2 separate regions of the Homo sapiens genome follow, and region 1 is linked to region 2. A link is an interaction called in ENCODE POLR2A ChIA-PET data of the cell type or tissue named here. Cell type or tissue: HepG2. All regions are shown on one strand.

Evidence for each region. ChIA-PET counts read pairs that join two places held together with the same protein. Peaks named below come from ENCODE experiments on the same cell type or tissue, not always from the same donor. Only the 100,000 strongest peaks of a DNase experiment are listed, where the experiment ranks them.
Region 1: POLR2A ChIA-PET joins it to region 2 with 5 read pairs; 4 of 35 experiments call an interaction of 5 or more read pairs at or near these places.

What each region holds. Positions count from the first base shown.
Region 1 is chr17:44,393,706-44,396,205 of GRCh38, reverse strand. It overlaps GPATCH8 (G-patch domain containing 8), which reads left to right. Exons shown (of 8, transcript NM_001002909.4): 8 at 1-925. Among named protein-coding and RNA genes, the nearest start is that of ITGA2B, 5.3 kb to the right of the region's middle. In HepG2, no CTCF peak of the experiment used is centred here; no DNase peak of the experiment used is centred here.
Region 2 is chr17:44,693,531-44,696,030 of GRCh38, reverse strand. No RefSeq gene overlaps it. Among named protein-coding and RNA genes, the nearest start is that of CCDC43, 5.0 kb to the right of the region's middle. In HepG2, no CTCF peak of the experiment used is centred here; a DNase peak (open chromatin) is centred at 1,160.

The sequences.
Region 1 (2,500 bases), 300 kb after region 2:
CAGGCAGTCAGTCCATTTGCCTTCCTAGTACTTAGCCCCCTCTGACAATTTTTTTTTTAATGTGCCTTTTGGGTTGGTAGAAACGGAAGTAGAAGTAGGCTGGAGGATGAGTTGGGACAGTCTTCCTTTTGTTGGGAGGTGAGCACATTTACAGATATTTTGCTTCATAGTTTCCATGCCCTCTGCCCAGCTCAGTTTAGACAGTAAACGTTCCTTGTTTCTTTTCTCCCATGACACTGACAAGAGGAATTACCACCTCAGCCTCTTTTGCCCCTCTTCTTGCCTTTCACCCAGGCTCTCAGCCCTAATTAACACACTGACCCAAAGGTGCTTGTGTTGCAGGTCCCATCTCCTTTGATGAGGTTAACAATTCCCACTTTGGCATTTTCCTAACTATTCGTGTGGCTAGAATTGGTTGGTTGGTCACTTGACAAGAAAAACCATACTTACCTGGGCCAAGGCTCTGTTCCTGCCTTCGCAAATTCTCAAAAGAGTAAAGTTTATGAAAAGAAAGTGGCAGGCAAACACAACTCTTGACTGCCCTCCCACCCTCCTACCTGTTCAGTACTCATCTGATTCAGAAGCATCACTTCTTGGATAACTAGCACTGGAAAAATGAAATCATCTGTGTAAGTGAAGGGACTCATTTTTCTTTGCTTTCAGCCCATGTAAATAAATAATACAGTATTAACATTTTCGTGCTGCTTCCCATTAGCTTGTAGATTGAGCCATACTCTGGCTGCCTCTTTGCCTTCCTAGGGGCATTTTCTTTAACTTCCAGAATAGTGATTTTAAAAGTAAAAATAAAAATAAACCTTACTTACAAGCATAACAGATTGTATTTAACTTTATCACATATGATAGAGATATATATGCTGTAAAATGAGGGAAAGGAACTTTCTAATAAACCAATGATTTGTGGAAACTTAGCAGAGTCTGTCGTAATTGTTGCCCCATCCACTCAAAGTTAGGTAGGGTTGGAGGTGTGGGTTATAAATAACATCTTGTTTGACATGACCAAGGAATAGATTCCTGTGAACCAGTTAGAGATGTTTGCAGTTGTGCTTCTGAAAGCTCAGGCTACGCAAAGAGAGAGGAAAGATGATGGTGTGGGAGGTGGTAATAGTAGTTAATTTCTCTCAGTTGTAGGTAGATGTATTGGGATGTACACCTCCTTTCCACTTCCTCTTTCCCACAAGAGGAAAGATTTCCTTCCATTTTAGATATATAATCTGTGTGTAGTAGAATATATGGTGTATATATAGGTGCTTACTAAATGGGTGTGGAATTTCTGGCTTTGAATTTTAGGATTTTGGACTACTTTAAGGGCACTGAGATGACAAGAATCATCTGCCGGACTTTTGTCCTCCAGGTGGAGTTCTGTATGCCAGTCTTCAGTTACTCTCCTCAGCCCTTTAATACCACTACAGTGTTTGAGCACCTCTACTTGGTATAAGGAAATATGGCCTAATTGTTACAGAGAAGATATAACCCCTACTCTTCCATATCAAAAAATCACAAAAGAGGCAGGGAAAATTTAGCATGGAAAGCTACCATAGAGTTGTAGTGATAAATTAGCTTTCCCTCTCAACCTCAGCCTTTCAAGAAGGAAAGGCTTTCTTTCCTACTGTCTTTTGATACATTTCTTTCCTACTCTGTTTGATACATCTGTGTTCTCCCTTTGATTAAAGAGGAGCTGTTCAACTTGAACCTGGGGTTGAGTACTCAGATCTGCCTATATTCCTAAAATAGCAAAGATCCTTACCCAGAAAGAAATGACATTAGACCTACAAAAATTAGCCGGGCGTAGTGGCACACGCCTGTAATCCCAGTTACTCGAGAGGCTGAGGCAGGAGAATCGCTTGAACCGGGAGGTTGCCGTGAGCCAAGATCACACCACTGCACTCTAGCCTGGGCAACAGCGTGAGACCCTGTCTGTCTCACACACACACACACACACACACGTTAGAAAATGAAAAGTGAGGCCAGGTGTGGTGGCTCATGTCTAATCCCAGCACTTTGGAAGGCCAAGGCAGGTGGATCACTTGAGGTCAGGAGTTTGAGATCAGCCTGGCCAACATGGTGAAACCCCATCTCTACTAAAAATTTAAAAAAAAAAAAAAAATTGGCCAGGCATGGTGGTGCATGCCTGTAATTGCAGCTACTCAAGAGGCTGAGGTAGGAGAATCGCTTGAACGTGGGAAGTGGAGGTTGCAGTGAGCCAAGATCATGCCACTGCACTCCAGCCTGAGTGATAGAGTGAGACTCCGTCTCAAAAAAAAAAAAAAAAAAAAAAAAATGGGCGGGGCACGGTGGCTCAAGCCTGTAATCCCAGCACTGAGGCCGAGGTAGGCGAATCACGAGGTCAGGAGAGATCGAGACCAGCCTGACTAACATGGTGAAGCCCCGTCTTTACTAAAAATACAAAAATTAGCCAGGCATGATGGCGTGCGCCTATAATCCCAGCTATTCAAGAGGCTGAGACAGGAGAATCACTTGA
Region 2 (2,500 bases):
GGATAAGAGCTACATATATCAACATGGGTAAAGATATATATAAAATATATATAGATACATATATATTATATATATTTTTTTCTTTTTTTTTTTGAGATGGGGTTTCGCTTTTGTTGCCCAGGCTGGAGTGCAATGGCGCGATCTCGGCTAACCGCAACCTCCGCCTCCCGGGTTCAAGCGATTCTCCTGTCTCAGCCTCCCAAGTAGCTGGGATTACAGGCATGTGCCACCAAACCTGGCTAATTTTGCATTTTTAGTAGAGATGGGGTTTCTCCATGTTGGTCAGGCTTGTCCCGAACCCCTGACCTCAGGTGATCCGCCCGCCTTGGCCTCCCAAAGTGCTGGGATTACAGGCATGAGCCACCGTGCCCGGCCATATACACGTATATATTTTTTGAGACAGGGTCTTGCTCTGTCACCTAGGCTGGAGTGCAGTGGCGCAGTCTTGGCTCACTGCAACCTCCGCCTCCCAGGTTCAAGCTATTCTCCTGCCTCAGCCTCCTAAGTAGCTGGGATTACAGGCGTGCGTGACCACGCCCAGTTAATTTTTGTAGCTTTAGTAGAGATGGGGTTTCACCATGTTGGTGAGGCTTGTCTCAAACTCTTGACCTCAGCTGATCCACCCGCCTAGGCCTCCCAAAGTGCTGGGATTACAGGCATGAGCGACTGCGCCCGGCCCAACATGGGTAAATATTTTAAACAACCTTGAGTGAAAAAGCACATTGCAGAATGAAAAGTACAGCATGCACACCAATGTGATATATTATGGATACATCCATATGTTGTAATATGTATTATATATGTAGCAATGTGTACTATGTTTAAAAACATTCAAGAAGAAAATAAACACCAAATTCAGGAATAGTGGTTACATCTGGGGAGAGAGGGGAGAAAATGAGGTTGGAGAAAGGGCTTCAAATTTGCTTTCTTTTACAAAAAGATACAAAGTAAATAAATATAACAGTTCAAAACCAGTCTCCTTCAGTTCTCCTCCTCAGTGGACAACCATTCTCACATATCCCTGGTGTATCTTTCCAGAGATAGCCTATGCACATACAAGGACACATATGTACATGTATTCCCCTACCCTAACTTCTTTTTAAATAGTGATGGTGGCAAGCATTACATATTGTTGATCTGTACTTTTTAAACAATGTATCTCGAACTTTGATACATGTCAGTGCATAAAGAGCTTCTTTGTTCTTTTTTTTTTTTTTTTTTCGAGACGGAGTCTTGCTCTGTAGCCCAGGCTGGAGAGCAATGGCATGATCTCCTCTCACTGCAACCTCTGCCTCCTGGATTCAAGCGATTCTCCTGCCTCAGCCTCCCGAGTAGCTGGGATTACAGGTGCTTACCACCATGCCCAGCTAATTTTTGTATTTTTAGTTGGCCAGGCTGGTCTCGAACTCTTGACCTCAGGTGATCCACCTGCTTTGGCCTCCCAAAGTGCTGGGACTACAGGCACCAGCCACCGCGCCCGGCCTCTTTGTTCATTTTTTTTTTTTTTTTTACAGCTGTGCAATACTTCTTTGTGTGGCTACCAGAGTTTTTGAACCAGTCTCATATACATAAAATGTAGACTATTCTTTTACTACAAAAAGCTTCACTACAATGAATATCCTTAGAAAAATGTGATTCTACACAAATGCACAGTTTTATTTTTTAAAGACAGAGTTTTGTTCTGTTGTTCAGGCTAGAATGCAGTGGCATCATCATAGCTCATGTAAATTTGAGCTCCTGGGCTCAAGTGATCCTCTTGCCTCAACCTCCTGAGTAGGTAGGACAAAAGACATGCACCACCACTTTTTTTTTTTGTAGAGCTGGGGTCTCATTATGTTGACCAGGTTAGTCTCGAACTCCTGGCCTCAAGCAATCCTCCCTTGTCAGCCTCCCAAAGTACTGGGATTACAGGTGTAAGCCAGTGTGCCTGGCCATTATACAAAATATTAAATCAAAATTTTTTTCTTTTTTTGAGACAGAGTCTCACTCTGTTGCCCAGGCTGGAATGCAGTGGCATTATCTCAACTCACTGCAACCTCCGTGTCCCGAATTCGAGTGAATCTCCTGCCTCAGCTTCTCAAGTGGCCAAGTAGCTGGGACTATAGGCATGCATTACCACACCTGGCTAATTTTTATATTTTTAGTAGAGACAGGGTTTTGCCATGTTGGCTAGACTGGTCTTGAACTCCTGACCTCAGTGATCCACCCACCTTGGCCTCCCTAAGTGCGGGGATTACAGGCGTGAGCCACCGCGCCCAGCCAACCACGCCCAGTTTAAACCACGCCCAGTTTAAACAGGCACCACGCCCAGTTTAAACCAAAAATTTTAAAAATAATTAATACTTAACACTATTAAATCGTATACTTAAAAATAGTTAAGATGGCAAATTGTGTATTTTACCACAAGTAAAGATAAAAATAAATGAATAACTTATGAACAAATTCCCAGAAGCAGAAATGCTGGGTCTTTTCAAACAAACAGTCCTCCAACAAGACCAGA